Regions from separate parts of the Mus musculus genome. Here regions 1 and 2 are each linked to region 3. A link is a loop called in an ENCODE intact Hi-C map of the cell type or tissue named here. Cell type or tissue: gastrocnemius. All regions are shown on one strand.

What was found. Hi-C counts contacts between places; a loop is a spot of excess contacts. Peaks named below come from ENCODE experiments on the same cell type or tissue, not always from the same donor. Only the 100,000 strongest peaks of a DNase experiment are listed, where the experiment ranks them.
Region 1: a loop joins it to region 3, with 3 times the contacts of the local background. A loop is called at or near these places in 16 of 42 quality-filtered maps.
Region 2: it touches region 3 in a loop (7-fold over the local background); 16 of 42 quality-filtered maps call a loop at or near these places.

Annotation. Positions count from the first base shown.
Region 1 is chr8:107,433,175-107,441,174 of GRCm38, forward strand. It overlaps Wwp2 (WW domain containing E3 ubiquitin protein ligase 2), which reads left to right and starts at 3,196. Exons shown (of 24, transcript NM_025830.4): 1 at 3,196-3,267. It also overlaps the pseudogene Rps26-ps1. In gastrocnemius, no CTCF peak of the experiment used is centred here; DNase peaks (open chromatin) are centred at 3,225 and 3,412; H3K4me3 peaks cover 1,821 bases; H3K27ac peaks cover 1,835 bases.
Region 2 is chr8:107,420,203-107,428,202 of GRCm38, forward strand. Nob1 (NIN1/RPN12 binding protein 1 homolog) reads right to left here and starts at 4,836. Exons shown (of 9, transcript NM_026277.3): 1 at 4,764-4,836; 2 at 4,536-4,668; 3 at 1,280-1,410. The coding sequence starts at 4,826. In gastrocnemius, no CTCF peak of the experiment used is centred here; DNase peaks (open chromatin) are centred at 4,891 and 5,613; H3K4me3 peaks cover 2,468 bases; H3K27ac peaks cover 2,261 bases.
Region 3 is chr8:107,100,444-107,108,443 of GRCm38, forward strand. No RefSeq gene overlaps it. Among named protein-coding and RNA genes, the nearest start is that of Terf2, 7.9 kb to the left of the region's middle. In gastrocnemius, a CTCF peak has its summit at 4,293 (motif pointing right); a DNase peak (open chromatin) is centred at 4,299.

The sequences.
Region 1 (8,000 bases), 330 kb after region 3:
CTACAGTGTACTTAGATATAATAATAAATAAATGTTAAAAAAAAAAAGTCTGGTTGTGCTGAGGAGAGGAAAGATGTGGGAATTTCTCTTTTGAGATAGGAATACAGAGTTTACAATTCTATACATGCCCTGTGGCCAGGCCCTCTAGTTGCCAGGAATAAGGGAGTTTCCATTGCAAAAAAAGAAAAAAAAGTTGTTGTTTTTTTTTTAAAGATTTATTTGTTTTATTTATATGATCATACTGTAGCTGTTTTCATGCACACCAGAAGAGGGCATCAGATCCCATTACAGATGGTTGTGAGCCACCATGTGGTTGCTGGGAATTGAACTCAGGACCTCTGGAAGAGCAGCCAGTGCTCTTAACCTAACCGCTGAGCCATCTCTCAAGCCTCCCACTGCAAAAATTAAGAGTTGTGGGACTGAGGCTTCCTGAAAAATCCCTTAAGAAAGATTCCGACCTTTGAAAAACAGGGAAGGCCTGGGGAATCTGACTCTATGCCACAGGAAGGGACCCTGGGATAGAGGCCATCATCCCCAGCCAGAAATCAGACTGTCAGCCCACTGACTGATGAAAGTGGGATGGGGAAAGCTCAGAGTAGTGTTAAAGGGCGTACAAGGGACAGGAACTTGTCTAATATCCTAAGCCTTTCATCAAGGCACTTGCCCTTATTCTGATGTCTGCTATTCTGCCTTGTGGGCTAACTCATCTGGACAACAGCAATATTATTGGGGCTCTGCGCCTACCTGGTGGCCATGTACTAACGGTTTGACTAAATGTGCCTTTTCTGATGTTTTCCAAGCTGAGTAGACAGGTTGATCAGGATCTAGAGGTATTAAAATTTTCCATGTCTGAATTAAAACAACAGTTGGATTCCCTTGAAGGAATGCTCATATAAAATTGGAGAGAATTGGACATACTTCTTAGGAGATAAAGGAAACTATCTATGTATGGCTTGGGGGAAGACCTGTCGTTTTTTTAATGGTAATTGATCAAGAGTAATTAGGAAAAAAGTCTTGTCATGTAGAGGAAAACTTCAAAAAGAAAAACAGATGAAGACATAAATCAAATAGTACCTGTCTCTATCTTCTTGGTCCCCTGGCTAACTAGTCTGTTATCAGCACTGGATGGATCTTTAATTCTCATTCTGATTGGCGGAATGATAGGGCCGTGCATCTTAAATTATGTGGCCGGTTACCTATCAGTGTATCTGTCCAGTAAAATTAATGGTCCTTAGGACCAACTACACTTCTTTCTTTCTTTCTTTCTTTTTTTGAAACAGAGCTTTTCTATGTAGCCCTGGCTGTCCTGGAACTTGCTCTGTAGACCAGTGGTGGCCTTCAATTCACATAAATTCCCTTGCTTCTGCCTCCTGAGTGCTAGGACTGAAGGTATACACCACTGTCTGGCCAATTACACCTCTTCAGAGTAGGGTGAGTCCATGACTTGACTCATTCACTACGAACTGACTCCATGATGGAAGTACCACTGTGGCCATAAAACTCAGCACACAGACAGCACCACCTGCCAACATGAAAACAGAGACGGGGGGGGGGGGGGGGGGGCAGGTGAGATGGCTCAGCGGGTAAGAGCACTGACTGTTCTTCCGAAGGTCCTGAGTTCAAATTCTAGCAACCACATGGTGGCTCACAACCACCCATAATGGAATCTGGCGCCCTCTTCTGGTGTGTCTGAAGACAGCTACAGTGTACTTATAATAATAAATAAATAAAATCTTAAAGAAAGAAAGAGAGAAAGAAAGAAAACAGAGACATAATCCACCAAAGTCCCCAGTTCTGGGAAAGTCTCTAGATGCATTCATCTCGCCTTTTGGCTTCTGTAGTTCTGTTGCTGTTTCTGCTAACTGGAGCATGTCGACCCAGGACGCGAATTTTGCGCTTAAAACCTCGCCCCGAGAAAGGCTTGATACTACACAGGGATCCTGAACACCCAGTGTAGTCACAGGGTGGCTAATAAAGACTTTCTCTTGGTAGATACCCCACAGCAAAGACACCGGACACACAGGTGGTACACAGATACACTTCAAGAGAAACATCTATGTAATAAAATACAAATGAAAATGTAATATTTCAGTTAACAAAAACCCAACAAAAATCCAGGTAATCAGAACAATTAACTCGGTGGTGGATGCCAGCCTAGGTTACATAAAATCTTGCCCCACCTGTCTCCTCTCTCACCCCTAACCCTCCACCCCAATGGTATAAACTGGTAATCCTAACTACTCAGAAGCTAAGGCAATGGAATTAAAAGTTCTTGGCCAGTTGGAGCATTTAAAATAAGACCCTGTTCCAAATAAAAACCAGAAAGGAAGCAAAATGGCTGGGAACATAGGTCAGTTGGGACGCCCTGGACTAGTCACGTTCAACTGTCAATCTTGCAAAACCCAGAAAGTTTCTGTTGTCCAGGCTACGGTGAGGTATGTCTACAATGCCAGGAATCAGGTGGCCAAGGACAGCGCTGGGTTCCAGGTCAGCCAGGGTTACTTACATAGATTCCCTGTTTGTTAATTCATAATGTTCAGTTTACTCCGTAGGGGAGGGGAGCGGGGGGGGGGGGATGGGAGTTGGTTCCCCATGGGGAAGACACGTAGGGACTCCGGAAGTTTTGAAAGGGTGTCAGGTTGTCGTGTGTCATGTCCCATGCTCCACTCCCGTCCCTCTTTCCAGTTTTGCTTCTTGGAACAACAGATGCCTTACAAAGGCCAGGGCATTTATACTTCTAGAACTGAGAACAAGGCCTTACAGAGTTGGCACAAGCTAACGACATTACATGGGATGCTCAAGTTTGATCAGTATACATCTGTGGTACCAAAACATCCTTTGCAAATTTGGGGACATGCTTAGAGTTACACGGTTTATCTGACACTCAAGTTTGGAGGGGGGGAGCGTACTGTTTTTTATCCAGCAACTCCTTCAAGACTTGACTTAACTGATCGGATGGTCTTCTCCCACCTGTACCATGGCGGGAAAACAACTGTACTTGCTTCCAAAGGCATACATAAAGACCCCGGGGCCCGGTGAGCCCTTATTTTATACGTTTGCTCGGGCACAGCCCGGGTGATCCTTGCAATCCCGGCCCTGAGCGGGTCAAACGCTCGCCGCCCGGGTCCTAGGTGGTCCGCACCTGCGCGCCCCGGCCAGCCTCTTCCGGGTCAGGTGACCGCGCACGCCCACGTGACCCGGCCCGAGTGCGGGCGCTGGAAGGCGGAAGTGGAGCGGAGTTAGGCGCCGCTGGTGTGGCCGCGGCAGGTAGGTGGCGCGGGGGCACTGGGGGGCTCGGCAGCGAGCGGGCGGCGCGGGGCAGCCAGGGGGCGGCGGGCGGCGCGAGGGGCCGGGGGCGGCGCGGGGCGGGCGCCGGGGGGCGGCGGCTTCCTGTGGGAGGGGCCTGGCGCGCGGTTCCGGCCTCCGAGGAGGGATGTCCCGGCTCGCGCCCGGGCGGGGTGGGCGCGGGGCCCGGCGGGAGTCGCCCGCTGGTGGCGCTTCCGGAAGGAGACCCCCAGCCCCGGGTGCCTGCGGTGCGGAGGAGCCGTGTCTGTCTGGGAAGGGGGCCCGACCTCAGCCGGGGAAGACTCATTTGCTCCCTGGAAGGGGCTGCCTGGGAGTGGGCGTCTGGCTTGTAGGGACAGGGAGAAAAAAATCTGGACGATGCGGCCTGGACCCCATTCCAAGAGTCTTTTTTCCTTCCGTCCTCTTTAAAAAGGATGGCGATCCGGGACTTTGATACCGGTTCTGTTCAGTTCTTTAAACTTCAGGAGGGATCCCTGAGTCTTGATCGTCTGACTCTGGTCACACCCACTTTGCCCTGTTTGGGTAGGGTTTCCACTTGTTGGGAACCTTGCCCATCAGATCGTCTTTCTTTGAGATGCTCCCGGATCGGGTCATCTTGGAGGCCACCAAAAAAAAAAAAAAAAAAAAAAAAAAAAAGACGTGTAGGTGCTTTGCTGTGATCATAACAAGACTTTTAACCTACACTGTTGTTGGCGACCTGGGCCGGCGTTACCTCAGCAACGCATTGACTGCTGAAGTCATGGACAGTTGAAAGTCTGCCCATACCGATTTGAGACCTCTCAAGCTTAAATTATGCAGCTTCCTTTACCATGTGACTGCTTATCTTGACCAGCTGTGACTAGGTGGGGTGACTGAGAAGTTTCTCTTGTGTTCCTTAGAACTGTGACCTAGATCGTAGTTTTTGAGGTTAAAAATACCCATCTTAAGATTCTTCATCCTCTAGGCCTAGGCCTGAAGATGGCTCCAAGTTCCAAGCCAGCCTAAATAAACAAACAGGCCACCCTCTTTTCCCTTCACTTTTGCTAAGGTTTGCAGAAGTGAAGCAAAGTTTATGAATGCAACGAAGGTCAGGGTTCAAATGGGACATTGACAGGAGCCAGAATCACAGGTCGCTAGGGGGGAAAAAGCACTTTGCATTAATATATTAGGAGTTGAAGACTTGGGGGGTATATTATAAGCATTTAAAAGTTAATTTTTGTAGCAGTCTCGAGAAGTCATTCACACTTTATAGATAACAAGCTAAGAGAATTGACTTAAAATAAAAGATGTATTTTTATTTGTGTGTATGTTCCTGTGTGTATGTGCCCACCAAGGACAGACAGAGCATTGGGTCCTTTGGAGCTAGAGATACAGGTGGTTGTGAGCCTCTGGATTTGCATGCTGGGAACTGACCTTTGGTCCCGTGGAAGAGCAGTGAGTGCTTTCGCCTGCATCTCTTTAGTCTCAGCCTGCCTGACATCCTCATTTTGTTTTTCTTCCTTGTTTACTGTCTTCCTGCTAGGACTGTAAATCATTCAAGGGCAGTGATCTTATTTTACCTGACTTCTTTGGCTACTAGCCCCAGGCCTGGTATGTTAGGAGTACTTGGTCAGTGTTTGAGAAGTAAATGAGTTTTTAAAGGTCACACTGCTCGGTGTATGTGGAGAACAAGGGGTTAGAGCATAAGTTTCCCGTCCCTTTCTCTGTTTAGTGTTACTGGTCTATGGAAAGCCAGAACCATGAGGAGAAGGCTTCAGTTGGCTTGTCAGTCTCTTAATTTTTTGTTGTTGTTGAACATTGCACCTTCCCACTTCCCTTCTTTTTGTAATTTTTTATTTTATTTTTTTCCTTTTGAGACAGGCTCTCAGTAAGTTGCCTGGGGTGGCCTCAAACTCCTGTAGCTCAGGCAGGCCTTGAACTTGTGATCCTTCTGCCTCCAACACAACAGTAGTTAGGATTTGAGGCCAATACCACCAGGTCTATCTTAGTCTTTCATTTAGTGACTACATCCCCATCTGCAAAGAACTGATACCAGATTCTCATTTATTTTTATTTTGGTTATTTATTTGAGACAAAAGTTTTACTGTGTAGACCTGGCTGGCCTAGAACTCATAAAGATCCAGCTGTTTCTACCTCCCAAGTGCTGGGATTAAAGCTGTGCGCTATTTACTATGCTCAACCTCTCTCCCTGTCCGGTCCAGCCAGTCCCCTCCCCTCCCTTCTCCCCCCTCCCCTCCCTTTCTCTCTGAGACAGGGTCTTTTAGCTTTTTGATAGAAGGTAGGTTTTAGCCCAGGCTGGCCTCAAACTGGTTATGTTGTGGAGGAACTTACGATAGATTCTCTACCTTCCAAGACCTGGGGTCGCAGGCCTTCATTCACCATTGTGCCTGGCTCAGCGTCTCGTCTCATTCATTTCCAGATCTCTGAAGGTTGCATTGCTTCATTCACAGATGAAGAACTGAGGCTTACTGAAGTCCTGATATTAGATTCTGGAACTAGTAAATAAATGCAAGAGTTGGCTCTCTCCTTCTATGGGTCCTGGGAACTGAGTTCCAGTTGTCAGGCTTGCTGGCAGTCACCTTTACCCAATGAGCCACTTTCTCTATAACCTAGGTCTGTTCTTCTTAGACCTATTACTTTTAATTCATAGAAGCGATAAAAAGTTTCTTTTTTTTTTTTTTTTTTTTTTTTAAAGTACAACTTCCATTTTATTTTTCCAGGGTAGTTTTCCTTCTGTCCTTACAAAACGGCCTCTTTACATGGGCTTTGGTGGAGGTCGAGGTGCAGCGCCAGCAGGTCTGAATCGTGGTGGGGGTGTTCGGTCCTTCCGGGCTTCGCGGGATCGATTCCTAACAACCTTGCTATGGATGGCACAGCTCACGCAATAATGCAGCTTGACATAGAGCTTGGGAAGCACGTAGGCGTCGAAGACGCTTGCTTCAGATATGTCCCTGACAGCAGCGGCTTCTACAATGTTCCGAATGACAAACTTCTTGATGGCCTTATCCTTGGGCACGCACCGGGCGCAGTTCGTGCAGCGAATGGGCTGCACATGGCCGCGGCCCTTTTTGGCACGACCGTTGTTTCTTCTTTTTTTGGTCATCTTGGAGCCAAGACTCGAAAGAGAAAAAAAGTTTCATCTTAAAATATTTTTAAAAATATGCTATTAGGTTGGGTATAAGTGCCTGTAATCCAAACACTTGGGAGGCAGAGGCAGGAGGATTACTGGGAGTTCAAATGTTCAGCTATAGCTTGGGTTATGAAAAGAGGAAGAAAGAAATGAAGGAAGGAAGGAAAGAAAGAAAGAAAAAGGGAGGAAGGAAGGAAGAAAGAGAAAGAAAGACGTAGAAAAAATAGAATAGGATAAGAGAAAAAATTATAATTGTACAGTGTAACTGATAATGCTGAGAAAACCCTGCTTGCTCTATACTTGTGTACAGTCTCATCCCATTGCAGGGTAATTTATAAACTGAAGAAGTTGGTCTTGGGAATGGAGGCTGGAAAGTCTGAGATGGAGGGTGTGATGGTTTGTATATGCTTGGCCCAGGGAGTGGCACTATTAGGAGGTGTGGCCTTGTTGGAGTAGGTGTGTCACTGTTGGCATGAGCTGTAATACCCTTATCCTAGCTGCCTAGGAGCCAGTCTTCCACTAGCAGCCGTAAGATGAATATGTAGAACTCTCAGCTCTGACTGCAGCCTAAACACTGCCATGCTCCCACTTTGATAATAATGGACTGAACCTCTGAACCAATAATCCAGCCCCAATTAAAGGTTGTCCTTTATAAGACTTGCCTTGGTCTTTGTGTCTGCTCACAGCAGCAGTACATCCCTAACTAAGACAGGCTCTACTCTTGGAGGGCCTTCCTGCTAAGTTATTCCATGGTAGAAGGCAAGAGAACAAGTGTATGCACAGAACTAGCGGCCCTGGTAGTGTTCTGTGAGCACCAGGCCTCTCAGGACCTCATTTCTCAGTTCCTCCTTCCAGCCTGTTGCACTAGGGTGCAACACATACACTTTGGAGACCCATTCAAACCATAGCTTCTGCCACAGTTGTCTTTTCCGAGGAAAATATTCTTCCTTCAGTGGATGGTTGTACACCCCTACTTTATTACAGGCCTTGTTCTGGAGTTTGGCTGTTCAGTATGGAGGCTGATGATCACATAGCTGTCAAAGCCTGGTACAGCCTATGAATGTCAAATACATCAGAATTTGGAGATTCAACACGAAAACTGCAATGTTGCATTGATTTTTGTTTGCTTGTTTGCTTGTTTGTTTATTTGTTTGGTTTTGTGACAGGGTTTCTCTGTAGCTTTGGCTGCCCTGGAATTCACTCTGTAGATTGGGCTGGCCTCAAACCCACAATGATCTTCCTGCCTTGGTCTCTGGAGTGCTGGGATTAAAGGCATGTGCCACTACTGCTGGCTCCAACCGATGTTTTTATATTCTAGTAAAATCATATAAATGTAATCTATAAGTGGTAAAATTTTATATTTACTGTGTTAAAGACAATATAATTAAATGAGTTTCAGCAGGGTGTATGTAGTGACTCATGCCTGTAATCTTAGCAGTCCTGTTTTGGGGGTGGGAGGGGCAGGTCTCACACTTGCTCAGTGTTCAGACTTTCTGGAATTTATGTTGTAGCTCAGGCTAGCTTTAAACGGACACTCCTTCTGCCTTAGCCTCTTGGGTGCCAGGATCACAGGTGTGCTGCATCT
Region 2 (8,000 bases), 320 kb after region 3:
AGGCAGGGTCTAAGGTAGCTCAGGCTCACCTTCCTTACACTCATTAAATAGAGCATCCACCTTGAACCTCTGAGTCTCCAGAGCACTGGGATACAGGACAAGTGAGCTCCACTCTCCACATAACACTGCTACTAACTGAACTCAGGCTTCAGGCATGAGACAAGCACTTAGTAAGAAGCAACATCCCAGCCCAAGGCTATTGTTATTTTTAAGCTTAAGTAAAAGGACCCATGCAGTTGAGGGAGAAAACCAACTCCCATAGGCTTCTGACCCTTCTAGCAAGCTGTGGTATGTTCACACACACAACACACACACACACACACACACATACACGCATGCACAAAAGAAATGAAATACAGAAAATAAACAAAGAGCTGGACCTGGTAGCACATGCCTTTAATCCCACTGCTCTGGGATGCAAGCAGGTAGGTCTCTGTGAGTTCAAGGACAAGCAAGGCTATATTATGAGATCTTGTCTTAATACAAAAAGGGTTCAGGTCCAAACTGGACAACATAGTGAGACCCTGTCCTATAAAGATCGGTTAATCGTGTATATGAGGAAGACGGAGTAGAGTGAGGTGCCACAGCACACAGGTGCCCACACGGAGGTCAGAGGACGGTCTCTCTGGGACCCACTTTCTCCGTGTGCCTTGTCTTTGTTTCAGGCAACGTCTCTCCTGTTGCTTCCTGCCGATTCTGCCGCCTCTCTCATCAGAATGGGAGCACTAGAACTGCCAATTCTAGCCAACGCATCTACCCTTTCACAGAGGCTCAGTCATAGGTCATCGTGTTACAGGGCTCTAGCCGGCCGGCTTTGTCTTTATTTTAATTAAGAGCATGTAATAAAGACACACGGGAGAAGCTACATGTCGCAAAAACAGCAGAGACCTCCTAGCTGAAAACAGACTGGGTTGTGGCTCTGCATGATGAAACGATTACTGTGGATGGTAATGTAGAAGTGACTTATAAGGCCACCAAGGCCACTCTAATATTCCTTCTTTCACACTTGACAGTTCCTATAATATAGAGTACACTAAAAAAAACAAAGAAACCTGGGGCTGGAGGTGGCTCAGTGGTTAAGAGCATTTAGTGTACAAGCCTGAGGACTAGGGTCCCACTCCCAGCACCGGTGTTGCTGGTTCAGTGGTTAACAAAAGCCTGTAATTCTACTCCCCTTCTGGCTTCCACAGGCATCCTCCCCACCATGCCAAAAGCATAAAGCCACACACAAATTTCAAAACCAAACCAACCAACCAAACAATCCAACCCCCTCATTTACCTTCTCTGGTTCTTTTTTTAGATGAGACACCCCGACAAATTCTGCTTCCAGCTGGTAAGTCAGAGCCAGCACCTGGATATCTGTGGCAGAGAGGCTGGGGTAGTCCCCAGTTTTCTTGGAAAACTCAGTTACTGCAAGCAAACAAGAGATTTCTATCTTTAGTTAAGGGCAAACTGACAAGTCCTTGGATAACCACAGCATGGAAAGAACACATGTAGGGCCCAGAGAGATGGCTTATCAGTTAAGAGCACTAAAAAGGACCTGGGCTCAGTTCTCAGTATCCTCATGGTGGCTCACAACTGTTAACTCCAATTCCAAAGGATCTAACACCCTCTTCCAGCCTGAGAGCACCAGGCAGATACATGGCACGCATACATACATCATACATAGATACAGATACACACACACACCACACACCACACACCAGAACAAATGCCGTATGGGCCACTGAAATGATGGGCCACTACAGAGTAAAGGTGTCTGGCAGCAAATGCGACCACCTGAATTTGGTCCTGGGCGCTGCATGGTGGAAGGAGAAAACCCATCCTATCAGGCTGCCCTCTAACCTCATCTAAATTGTGCCATGCACAAATGTTTTCTTCTCGAAGGACTTAGAATCAATATTCCATCTGGGGGAGGTGGCTCACTCCTACGGTAATCCTGGTACTCCATGGAGACTAAAAATTAAAAGCTATCTTCAGCCTCATAAAAGTTCAAAGTCAGCCAGGCAGTGGTGGCACACGGCTTTAATCCCAGCACTCAGGAGGCAGAGGCAGGCGGATTTCTGAGTTCGAGGCCAGCCTGGTCTACTGAGTGACTTGCAGGACAGCCAGGGCTACACAGAGAAACCCTGTCTCGAAAAACCACCACTGCCAAATAACCAAACAGCAATAAGAATCTGTATCCCATAAAAACAGCGCCATCTACTTTCTCCTCTGTGACTGAGAAGTCCGCGTTCACCACCACCAAGCCCCGCCCGAGTGAGGTAGCTCTAAGGTGAGGTTCTCATCCCTGAGATCGGGGAACAAGGCAAGGCTGACAGACAGAGCTCCTCGGGAAAGCACGGTTATCAGTATACGCCTTTCTTCTTTCTAAGCTCTACTCTTTACTTCTGTACAGCAGCCAGATTAACAGAGGGTTTGAGTGCAGGATGGGACAGAAAGTTACCTGGGCTGTAACCACGGCCTCTGATGAAACCGAGAGAGGCACTGTGTACTAATGGTCGGTCTTTTGTGGTTTTTTTGTTTGTTTGTTTGTTTGTTTGTTTTTCAGAGCTGAGGACCGAACCCAGGGCCTTGCGCTTGCTAGGAGAGTGCTCTACCACTGAGCTAAACTCCCAACCCCTAATGGTCAGTTTGTTAAAGATTTTAAGAACAGCACACTATACTTGATCCACAGTGAATGGCACCGGCTACTACAGTGTTTGAGACACTGTCAATAAACACACAATTTTCTCATATCAGAAAAGTGTCTTCTTATAATAACGGCGTGAGTGACAGACACACTGCTACATTTCCTATAAAAATTGGTATTAATAGCAGGGCGTGGCCGTACATATCTTTATTTTTATGCTTATGAATGGCTTTGATATGTATACATGCCAGTCTGTCCACCACGTGTATGCCTAGTGCCCTCAGTTCAGAAGAGGGTGTCAGATGCCCTGGAACTGGAGTTAACAGATGGCCGAGTTGCCATGTGGGTGTTGGGAAGTGAACCTCTGCTTTTCAGAAGAGCTCAGTCACCTCTCCAGTCCCAGAATGGTACATACCTCCTTTAATACTAGGATGTGGGAGGCAGATGTAGGCAATTCTGAGTTCAAGGCCAGCCTGGTCTATATGGAGAGTCCTGAGCAAGCTGGACATAAAGAGGAGAGACCCTGCCTCTGCCTCAAAACAAACAAGCTTCCTTGGGCACCCAGCAAATGTTCCCAGTATCTGTAGTAAGATTCACTTACTTGCCGGCCAGTGCTGGTGCATGCTTTTGGCCCCAGCGCTGGGGAGACAGAGGCAGGTGGTTTGAATTTGAGGACAGCCTGGCCTACAGAGTTCTAGGTCAGCCAGGGCTACACAGAGAAACCCTGTCTCAAAAAAACAAAAACAAAAACAAAAACAAAACAAAACAAAAACCCTTTTTTTTAAATGCATGTGAGTGCTTTGTTAGCATGTAGATTATATGTTGACCCATTTCCTCCCAACCGTATCCTATGAGGTACTACTAGTATTTTGGAAAGTTGAAGCCACTTGACAGAGACCCTGTAACTATCAAGTCGGAGGGAAAAGCTACAGAAACCACTGCAGAGCAGGTAGAGCCCTGACCACCATCTGCCTCAGTGACGCCTCCACTCCCTACTAACCTGGATTCCTGAAGAGGACGATGACCCCTAGGCAGCTATTTTTTTTTTTTTTCAGAACTAATGCAAGCCCTAAACACATCCCCTTTCCTTTTTAAAATTTGTTATTTTTGAGATGAGATCTCACTACATATATAGCCCTGGCTTGCTTGGAACCTCTGACTTCAGAGGGCTTGGACTAAAAACATGTGACATCACACTGGGCCCAATCCCCTTTTATTTTTAATATGACAGTCTCACTACCTAGCTCAGGCTGGCCTGGGACCCATGACCCTGAAACCTATCTCCCCGGGACGAAGACTGCACCACTGTCTATATCGTGTGCCTTTTTCTTTTCTTTCTTTATTTATTTTTGTTATTTTCGAGACAGGGTTTCTCTGTGTAGCCCTTGCTGTCCTGGAACTCACTCTGTAGACCAGGCTGGCCTCAAACTCAGAAGAAATCCGCCTGCCTCTGCTTCCCAAGTGCTGGAGTTAAAGGTGTGCGCCACCACGCCCAGCCTGCATGCCTTTTTCTGAGTTGAGGTTGCCTCCACTGGAAACTATAATCACCCTACACACAGGACCACAGATCTAGGTTCTCTATTTGTAATTCACCCAGAGCCTTCTGTATACTTGTAGAGCGCTCTCGCACTGAGTCTTAGGAGTCTACACAACTTTACCTCATGTGTCCAATTTGCTAGACACTTCTCCAAGAGGTATATCCGCATGGTCTTCAGTCCTCGCGGAGGGGAGGCAGATATTATTACTATTTTCACGATAAAGCTTAAAGCCTGTGATACACCGTGGAGCGCACGGCTGGCACTATTAAAGCCAGGCTGAACCGACTGTCTCTAAAACAAACGCTGCCTGCTACCGATCGGGGCGGGTCTGTCTGCCACAAGGCTGGGCCGGGGCACTCACTCACCCAGCCGCACGTACTCTGGGAGAGGCTCCTTGAACCGAAGCTGGTAGGGCAGCACTGCCAGCCGCCTGCGCGTGGCCTTGTCGCGAATCTCTCGCACCACCTCCCGGATGGTGTAGATGTTCTTCCCGATGTCCTGGGGACAGACCGGCCCAGTTATCCCGCTCGCCTGACCCCACACGCATCCCTGGAGGGCCTCAAGCCCAGGCCCCGCGGCGGGATCCCCAGTACCTGCAGAGGCGCGTCCCTCAAGAAAGCTCCGGCATCAGCCACAACGTGCTCCACCGGCGCCATGTTGGCTGTCAAGGACAGACCGCGCATGCGTATGGAGCCTGCGCCGTTCTTGGGTTTGCACAGTAGTCTTCCTCAGACCGGAGGAACAGCTGCTGCGATTTCGCGGCGCCCCCTAGCGGCCACCGGCCACCCCTTCAGGACTGCGCGCATACACAGCCGCGCCGCTTGCCCTGCCTGGGGGGCTATGTGCATGATTAAAGTTGAGGGACTCCTTAAGTAATCGTCCTCGGAATTCATAGAACTTTCTTTACTTTTAAAGGAAAAACCTGTAGATATGGCATATGGTTGAAAGTCAGTAGCTAGAAACAACAAATCACAACAAATCAGTAGGGTATATTCGATTTTACAAGCAAGGAAGCCAAGCTGACTTGGCCAGATAACCTCCGAACTGACTTGAAACCACTTTTTAAAATCCGTTGTGTTATACAGCCACGCAGTCCTACTTTATTTGAATATCTTGGGACAATGGCTGTATTACTTTATACCTTTGCCCCATCTCCCTAAGCAAGGCACATGATTTTCTAGAAAATCGAACAGAAGGGGTAGTAATGACTATTAATGACTTCCGATTTTCCTTTCAATTCTGGGATTAGGAGATCTGGGCTACTACATGCTGGCAACGCTGATCTGAGCCTTTAGCAACTGCTTTCATTTACTCATCTGTCCCGTATCAAAAACCCTTCAGTGCCGGGATGGTACCTTCGTCTGACTTAAATATTTTCTGCATCCCCAAACATCTTAAATTACACGGGGGGTGGGGTGGGGGAGCATTCCAGGTGCTCCTGTGGGGGCTGGAAGACAACCACAGGAGTCAGTTATCTCCTTCTGCTAAGAGACTGCTATGGGGGCCGGGCGTGGTGGCGCACGCCTTTAATCCCAGCACTGGGGAGGCAGAGGCAGGCGGATTTCTGAGTTCGAGGCCAGCCTGGTCTACAAAGTGAGGTCCAGGACAGCCAGGGCTACACAGAGAAACCCTGTCTCGAAAAACAAAACAAAAAAAAAAAAAAAAAAAAAAAAAAAAAGAGAGAGAGACTGCTATGGAATACAGGTTCTCAGGCTAGGCAGGTAAAGATGCAACTTGCTGCCTCTTCATAGCCCTGGCTGTCCTTGAACTCAGAGATCTGCCTCCTTCTACCTCTCTTGCTCTGGGATTAAAGTTGTGACCACCAAACCTAATCCCCAAATATTTTATATCACCAATCTTCCTACCCCTCAATCGCTCCAATCTCTAGCTTCCAACAGTGCTGCCTGTTCTGAAATAAGACCCCAGTTGAAGACTATCCAACTTTATGGAAAATTTTCTCAGTGTTTTGGAATCCTTTCTCAGCTAGCTCCACTCCTCTGCAGGAGCTGACACTGCCTACTGTAGCTTCTTTCAGGATTTAGCTGGTTTTGGTGATTCTTTGCCTTCTCCCTGGCTTCTCACTCTTCATCCAATTCTCTCCTTTTTGCCTTGCAAACACAGTACCTTCTACCTAACTTTTTGCACCTTCATCAATTCAAGTTCTTTTCTTCAGCAAATAGCAACTATCTGCCAGGTATTAATGGCCACAGTATACAAACTCTAATCATGTATATATGTGAGTTTTAAATCTGTGCGTCCGTGTGCGTGTGTGCACGTGCGAGTGTGCGTGCGTGTGTGTGTGTGTGTGTGTGTGTGTGTGTGTGTGTGTGTGTGTCTGTGTGTGCGCGTGCGCGTGCCACTCCCCGTGGGCTGAAGTCACAGGCACTTGTGATCCACCTAATCTAAGTGGTGGGAATCTAATTCTTTCTGGTCTGCTTTTAACAGGTAAGCCATCTGTCCAGCCCTAAAAGGGCTCTCTCGAAGCATTTATGTCGCTCTTGCTCTCTTGCTCTGCCCTCTTGCTCCTGCTCCCCCTCTCTTCCCATTTCCCTCCCCCCTCTCCCTCCACGTGCTCATGGCCGGCCTCTACTCCTTTCCCTCTCTCTCTTCCTTTCTTTCTCTGTCTCTACTTCCTCAACTACTCCCCTCCCCATGCCCTGAATAAAACCTATTCTAAAAAAAAAAAAAAAATCATGTATGTCCAATCCTTGTCCCAAGTCCACTCTTCCTAGGAAGTTCCATCTGAAATTTCCTAGCATCTACACTTGTTAGAGCTCCAATAATTATTATCTTAGAGTCTTTCTATATATCGCTGATGGACTTAAACTCAAGAGTTCTGCTTCAGTGCTGATATTACAGGCATATGCTACCACTTCCTAGTCCTATTTTATTTAACTTTATTTTATTTTTTAAGGCATTACCAACAAAAGCATTCAAGGTAGGCATCTCTGAGCCATCCTCCTCCCTTCCACTCACCAACAACCAATGTTCATTGCACTACAGAATGTCAACATCAATTCGAGATGTTTGTCTGCACCCTTCCACCTCTGCTCTCTCTCTCTCTCTCTCTCTTGGTTTTTCAAGACAGGGTTTCTCTGTATACCCCTGGCTGTCCTGAAACTCACTTTGTAGACCAGGCTGGCCTCGAACTCAGAAATCCACCTGCCTCTGCCTCCCAAGTGCTAGGATTAAAGGCGTGTGCCACCACCGCCCGGCTTCAGTTTTCTAAATCAAATTTTTATCTCTTTCCCCGATTTCTCTATCTGCAATGGACTTTCTACATTGACCTAAACAGTGAGTGAAGATACAGGAACCAGAGTCTAATAAAGAGATTTACACAAGTTGATGAAAGATTCTGGGGTTTCAACCCTAGAAGAAAAACTGACCTAAAGCTAGTCCTGGTGCCTCATGCAGACAGCCCCATCACTTTGGCTTGAAGGCAGGATCGCTGACATGTAGGGAGATTGAGAGTTCAGGGTCACTCTTGCTTACATATCTAGTTTAAGTCGAGCCTGGGCTACAAGTGATTCTGTCTCAGATAAATGACACAGAAGACTCTGATGTGGGTCAGTGATTCTGAAACTCAAGTGTGCATCAGAACCCCCTGTTGAGCTTGTACAAATGAGCTCACTGGGTCTCAGTTTCTGACATGGTAGGTATAGGCAGGACCTGAAAAGTGACATTTCTGGTGGCCCAGGGGATCTAAAATCACCTATTATACAGAGTTTAAGGCCTGCCTGGGCTACATGGGACCCTAACTCAAAGAAAACATAAAAGGACAAGGCTGGGTGTGGCTGTTCACGCACAGTATGCTTGTGATGTTGTCAATC
Region 3 (8,000 bases):
CTGCCACTTTGCCTATGTGATGACGTCTTCTTCCAGACAGAAGCTTCTCAACTGCATGAGATTCCACTTAGTACCAAGCACCCTTCTTCCTTTTCCTTTCTCTTCCTCTCTCTTCCTCTTCTTCTTCCTCCTCCTTGAGACACGGTTTCTTTGCGTAACAGCCCTGGCTGTTCTGGAACTTGATTTGTAGATCAGAGCTGGCCTTGAATTCACAGATGTCTTAGCATTCTTTAGAGTCACAGAACCTATGGGATGTCTCTCTATGTATTAAGGAAAATTATTGGAATGACTTACAGTCTGCAGTCCAACTAACTTAACAGTGGGCAGCTGTGAATGGGAAATCCAAGAATCTAGGAGTTGCTCAATCCCTGGGTGTTTCACTTGGCTTGGTCTTCGGTAGAAGCTGGATTCCTGAATAAGTAGGTTCCAACAGATGTGCTGGCAAGAAAGTGCAAGCAGGCAAAGAACAAAGCCTTCCTTCTTCCAGAAGTATGGTCCAGATTAAAAGTGGGCAACACCATGCCTGAACTTAAACTGTGCTTCATTTGGCACTTGCTCTGTCCCAGGCTAGCCTTGAACTCCGAGATCTGCCTGCTTCTATCTCCTGGATTAGATGGGTATACCAACTTGCCTGGGCATAAGCTTTTCATGGCCACTATGCCTCAAAGTCTGGATCAAAAGTTTGTGTTTTCCTTCCTCAAGATCTAGATCACAGGTATGTCCTCCATTTCTGGATTGTAGTTCATACCAGATACAGTTGAGCTGACAACTGGAAATAGCCATCACAATCCAACCCTTGTCAAGCTGAAACAAATCATATTTCATGTCCAAATGGAAACAATAACCAGGTCATAAATACTCCTAACATGACAGAACTATCCCACATATAACTGAAAACACATTGTAAATTTAGAATAGGTCAATGTCCCTTGGGAAACATCCTTTTCATGACAAAATAAAACAGAAGCACTCATGTCACTTACAATCCTTGTTTTTGCGACTGGTCACATGGCCTTAGATGGTATTTATAACTACACACTCTGTATTTCCTCTACCGTCTGCAAGTACCTCAGCAGGTCTTGGCTCTTTTCCTGGAGGAGTGGCCCATACCTTCATTCCTGATGGGTCTGCGTCCTTTGTCATCCTGCTTGGATTAGGCTGCTGTAGTTTCCCATTGACTTTAATCACAGGACATGGTAGTACTAAGAGACGCCCTAAGGGATCTCCCACACTCTAGACATAATCCTGCTTACCTCCACTGCGGAGAGGCAAGCCAATTTCCCCATGGTAATCTGGATCTAGCACCCCTCCTAACACTGTTATTCCTTTCTTACCCTGTTGGTTTAAGAGCGTTACAAGCCCAAAATGACCAGGGAGAAGTCTGAGCTTCCACTTCAACAGAATGTTTGTTGTGGCTCCTGGCAGGAGCACTCCTCCCTCTGGAACTAAAACTTCCAGGCCTGCAGAACTCAAGGTTGCAGGAACAGGCAGCAAGAACTCTCCTAGTGGGTCACTAGGAGTGATAGTGAGTGGAGCTATTCACTTTTCCACTCCTTGATCCCTAGACCCATGCATTCTAACTATGGGAGAAATTGTACCATATATTGGACTTTGATTCAAAGCATATTCTGCCTTTTGGAGAATTCTGTCACAGCCCTCCAGGTTCCTGCTACCTAATTGGCACTGTAACTGTCTTCAAAAGACCATTCTATTTTTCTATCAGGCCAGCTGCTTCAGGATGCTGAGGAACATGGCAAGACCAGTGGATTCCATGATTGTGGGCCCACTGTCGCACTTCTCTGGCAGTGACATGATTCATTGGTCAGAAGCAATACCGTGTGGAATACCATGATGGTAGACAAGGCATTCTGTAAGTCCATAGATGGTGGTTTTGGCAGAAACATTTTGTGCAGGAAAGGCAGACCCAGAACCAAAATAGGTATCTACTCCAGTAAGAACAAAATGTTGTCCTTTCCTTGGAGGAAGTGGTCCGATGCAGGCAAACTGCCACCAGGTTGTTGGCTGGTCACCTGGAGGAATGGTGCCATATCTGGGGCTCAGTGTTGGTCTTTGCTGTTGGCAGATCTGGCATTCAGCAGCAGCTGTAGCCAGGTCAGCCTTGGTGAGTGGTAGTCCGTGTTGCTGAGCCCAAGCATAACCTCCATCTTGGCCACCATGGCTACCTTGTTCAGGGATGGCTGAGTGTGGGACTGTGAAAGGCAGCCTGTTTTCTGGTCGAGCTCGGTTTTAACCCCGGAGATCCAGCAGATTAATCTTCAAGGGATGAAAGGAAGTTTGCTGCATCCTCCCAGACACTAGGCTCCGGACACATGCCCACGCTCCTTTCTCAGCTCTTCCGAGGCATACAGCAGCATCTGGGATGTCTGAGAGCCTGAGAACCTATTGTCCTCGGCCTCTGCGCAGGCCCAGGGACCCTGAGCCAATTCTGACAGGCCTGAGGGGACCTAAGACTGGACTTCCCCACCCCTGGAGCAGGGTCTTGAGGCTTCTCACAGCCTGTGCACAGTCAAACTTCCCTCGTCCCGCTTCACCCAGAGGCCCGAGGCCTGGGCGAATCTTGCTGACTGTCCACAGAACGGGTCATCTTATCCACTTGGTTATTGAACCCCTCCTCAGCTGAAGTCACCTTCTGATGAGTATTTACATGGGACTCTTCATATCCTTTTCCCATTATAATAACCACTTTAGATCACCTTGCCTCTGGCAATTCAATGCTGCCACCTGGCCTCTGCTACCTTGGGGCCCAATTAAACCCATTGCATTTAATTCATCCAATTGAGCGGCAGCATCTCCAACCCTAAGGTCTGGCACAAGGAAAAAGACAACAACAAAACTCTGCAAAATGTGCTGGTGCCTCATCTCACCAGTTTGTGTCTTATTGGATTCGTGAAGGACATATCTTCTGGGCCTTCTCATTTTGAAGGATTAGGCTTTACACAGCGTACCCACTCTAGAACTGCCATTTCCCTGAGCCAGGAAAAAAAAATCCCTCCATCAACACTAAGCCAAAAAATATCCGGCATCTTCAACTCCTTTTCAGGAGGCCACCTTTTGATAAACGCTTCAGCCAACCAACCAAACTTCTGACACCTTTTTAAATTGTGGGTGTTTCTATATTAAACCTAGAATCTAGCCCAGGCTAGCCTCAAACCCCTGAGTTCCCATGCTTTCATTGCCGAGTGCTGATATTCCAGAGCACCTGGAGCTGTTCTAACTTTTTAAAAGTCCCAGTGTCACATGGCTGAACCAATGTCCTCTAGCTACTGTAAAAGTGATTTTTTTATGGCCTGTTATAATTGTCGTCTCTGCGGCTTACTACCTCAGTCCGCTACCCTAAGCCTAGCCCTAGACTCTTCTAGCTTCCGTACAGTCATATCTAGGCCTAGTTGTATCTAGGCCTAGAATATTTTCAGCCTCTGGGATCTGCTGCTGAATAATTTCACTCTTTCTAATTCTTTTTTTTTTTTTTTTTTGTCCAGAGACAAGGTTTCTCTGTGTAGCCCTGGTTGTCCTGGAACTCACTCTTTCTAATTCTTTTTTGTTTGTTTGTTTGTTTTTTTGAGACAGGGTTTCTCTGTATAATCCTGGCTGTCCTGGAACTCACTTTGTAGACCAGGCTCGCCTCGAACTCAGAAATCCGCCTGCCTCTGCCTCCCAAGTGCTGGGATTAAAGGCGTGCGCCACCACCGTGCAGCTCTTTCTAATTCTTTATGAGCTCTGCCTGGCTGGTTCAACTCAGTTGTTCTGTTCAAAGCCCCTCTCCAAGCTGACTGATTCAATCTGGCTTTGGCACTCACTCTGTTCTAATCTTCTGATTTCTTCTCATTCTCTGGCTCGTTCTGTCTTCACCTATGTCTAGCTTGTTCTCTCTCTGCAAACTGTCTCTGTACCACTGTCTCAGTAAAACTGCCTTCTCCCTTTTTCTCTGCCCTGTCTCTCTTAAGTAGCTTCCCTTTCCTCTCTTCTCCAGAGAGTTCAGCGTGTGCTATTCTGTAAAATCTTCTCGTATTCTCTGCCACTCAGACCTCACTTTGAAACATGAGTGCTTCTTTCTACAAACTAATTTTACCTTCGTTGTTTGGGATTAAAGATGTGTGATGAGGGCTGAGGCACACACAACTAGAAATAGTTTTTTTTTTCCAGCAAACAACACAATCTGGAGGTTAACAGGGTGATCAAACGTCCTGCAACAATCTCCCACAAATACCCAGAAAAGTCTAGGGAACTGCTTTGTGGAATTCGGTTGCTTCATGAGCTCCAGTGTTCTCCAGCAGGGGGCAGAGTGGTGTAGGGGAAAGGCCACCATCGCTGGGTGAAGAACAGGCAGGCCTTAGACCTCTGCTTTACTTACTGACTTGGGTAAAAATTTAAGTTTTGGGAGTCAAAAATTTCCCCTGTCTACTTGAGAGGCCAGTCTACCAAACAGACAACGTATACAGCTTTAAGTAGGATGTGAACATGAAATAATGCCTGCAAATACTACTGAATTCAACAATGAGCAATCAACAATGCTTGTTTTTGGCTTTGCCGACATGTGAATGTAAATATGTGTATGTGTATTTGTGTATGTGCAGATATGTATGTGCCATGTGTGCACATCGTGTGGGTAAGCCTGAGGTTGGCATAGGAGTCTTTCTTTTACTTTACTTTATTTTTTGTTGTTGTTTTTGTTTTGGAGACAGGATCTCACTATATAGGCCGGCTGGCCTGGGACTCTCTATGTAGAGGAGGTTGTATTTGAACTCACAGAGTCCTGCTTGCCTCTGCTTCTCAAGGGCTGGGATTAGAGGTGTGGCGTGGTAACCTGGCCCCAGCACAGTTTTAAAAGTTAGTAATATCCATTGTCAGGGAAGGCGCCTTCAGCAGCGCTATTGATGGTGGGAGCAGCAATCCATACAACCTTTAAAGATACAAACTCAGAAAGGAACAAGCCATCATTAGCTATACAAATTCCAATTTTAGAAATTATTCCTGGAGGAAGGATCATAAATGGGCACCACAGTTTGAGGGTTTTTCATCGGGGAATCACTTATAATTTAGAAAAATTAAATTATGGTGTGGACCATATTTAGGAATCTTATTCTGTGATTTTAAAAAACGGCATCCCTGTCAAACTAACTAACTACCTACCTACCTAACTACCCAACAGTTATTTAATGCTCAGTATATAAAGGAAAAAGAATAGAGCAATAGAAATATTTAATATATAAAATATCTCTGGATCATGGGCTACTGGCGCCTGCCTGTAACCTCAGCTGAGGCCGAGGCAGGAGGATCTCAAGTTCTAGGCCTGTTTGGCTACAGAGCTGGTTCATCTTGAGCCTGGGCAACTTAGTAAGACTTTCTGTCAAAATAAAAGTAAAAAATCAAACATCAACACTAACAAAAAAGGAGAGGGAAGGACAGCAAGATGGCTCAGGGTGTGTGTGTGTGTGTGTGTGTGTGTGTGGGCAGCTCTGATGGCAGCAAGTCAATTTCTGGATCTCAAAGAGGAGAGAAGCTACTTGAGATCTTTCCTCTCCTCGGACTTTACACACACACACACACACACACACACACACACACACACACATACACACACACACATACACACACACACACACATACATACACACACACACACACACACACACACATACACACACACATACATACACATACACACACACATACACACACACACACATACACACACACACAGAGGGGTGGGGAAGGTAGAAGGGAAGGAGAGAGAGAAGTGGGGACTGGGAGGAGGATATGACACCACATGCCTGTAATTCCAGCACTTGGGAGTCCTAACTGTCATAGCCTGGTCTGTACATCGGTTTTAGGCTGGCCAGGCACACACAGTAAAACTGCATCAAGAAGACAAAACAAACAAAAAAACAAAACAGTGGAGTTGGAGAGATGGCTCTCTGAGTGTAGCATGTTCGTTCAGAGGATTTATGCTCATTTTCTAATACCTACATCTGTACAAATGTCCAATAACCTCTCTGGCCTCCTCTGGCTTTGTGCACATCGTACACATTCAGACATCCACACATACAGATAAATTAATGAGTAAATAAAACTTCTTTTAAAAGCCAAATAAATAAATGAGATGCTGGGCAGCAGTACTTTAATCCCAGCACTCAGGAGGCAGAGGAAGGTGGATCTCTGAGTTCAAGGCCAGCCTGGTCTACAGAGCGAATTCCAGGACAGTCAGGGCTACAGAGAGAAACCCTGTCTGGAAAAACAACAACAGAGGACCAAGCCATAGCTGTTTACCAAGCAGAGGATGGGTAAGCCCTTTGGTCTAACCCCCAGTACTGTGAAAATAAAGTAATAAAATAAAATACCTATGACTATTTGTTATTTATATCAGCCTGTGCTAGGCCAATGCTTTACAACCTGTGTATCATCACTACACTAAAATCCAATAAAGGAGTATTTTTGTTCCAGATTTATAGATGGAAGACAGGATTCAGGGAGTTAAGTGACTTGCCTAAGACCATTACAAATATCTGTATGAATAGGATATTTTATTTATTTACTTTAGATAGGGTCTCATGCATTTCCAGGCTGGCCTCAAACTCACTGTGCTGCTAACCTCAAACTTCAGATCCTCCTGCCGCCTCTACCTTTTGAATTCAGGGATTACGCCTCGAGCCATGATGTCTGTGTACTTCAAAGAAGTTTCAGAAAGAAGCAGCCTGGGGTAGTAACACATACATAGAGGGCTGCTTTGAGTCCTTGACCAGCTAGGAACTGTAACAGGACGGTCTTAAATAAATAAATAAAGGAAGAAGGAAAAAGTTATGACTATATATAGTATCAACCTATTATATATAAAAAGTCTAAGTACATTCATAATATATACATATATTTACTATGGGAAAAGATTATGGAAGAATGTTTAAATTTTTTAAAGAAATGTTAAAAATGTTTCAGCATAATATTTTTATTGAGTATTTGGTAATTTCACACAACATTCCCTAGTACACTCACTTCCCAGTCCTTCCAGGCCTCCCCTGATACCTTTGTGCTTCCCCCACCCTCACCCCCTCCAAGAAAGTAGAAAAAAAAACCCTCAAGTTCAATTTGTGTTGCTCATATACTCACTGGAGCATGGTCAAACTCTGGCCATCCCCTTAAAGAAAATGGAGTCCTTCTCCACCCATCCCTTGCCAGAAGCCATCAGTCATGGAGAGCTGCACTTCAGGATCTTTATCACCATTTTTAAGTATTACTCTCTTCAATGGCTTCCTGTCTAGGCTGTTCCTTTTGGGGGGTAGTTAGAGGTAGGAGCTGTGTCAGAAGCTTCCTATGACTCTCTTTCTCCAAAGTGTGTCTGAAGTCATCGATACCACCGCAAAAGTAGTTTCCTTGCCCTTTTACAGTCAATGGAAGCACAAAGGAGGGACACCCATATGGCCTCCGGCATCAGCAGGTCTCCTTCAGGTGGCAATACAGACCACAACGCGACTCGGCTTTTGGTGGTAACATAGGCAGGCCGTGGACACCAGCACAGCCTTTGGCTGCAGTAGGACCACAGACGCCAACATGGTCTCTGGCGCCTGGTGGCTGCACAGACCACGGACATCAACGAGGCTTCTGCCAACAACCAGAACCACGGACCCTAACATGGCTCCTGTGATAGCGCAGACTATGAACATCCATCCCACCTGGCCTTCCATGGTAGCATGGTCCTCTGCTGGGTCACCTTACTCAAACTGTGTGGTGTGTCTCTGTACTTTCTTTCTTTTTAAATTTATTCATTATATGTAAGTACACTGTAGCTGTCCCCAGACACTCCAGAAGAGGGCGTCAGATCTCATTAAGGATGGTTGTGAGCCACCATGTAGTTGCTGCGGTGTGAACTCAGGACCTTCGGAAGAGCAGTCAGTGCTCTTAACCACTGAGCCATCTCTCCAGTATTTTCCATTGTTAATTCTGTACAGGCAAAGAATTAAACACTGGTTGTAATAAAGATCTGACTA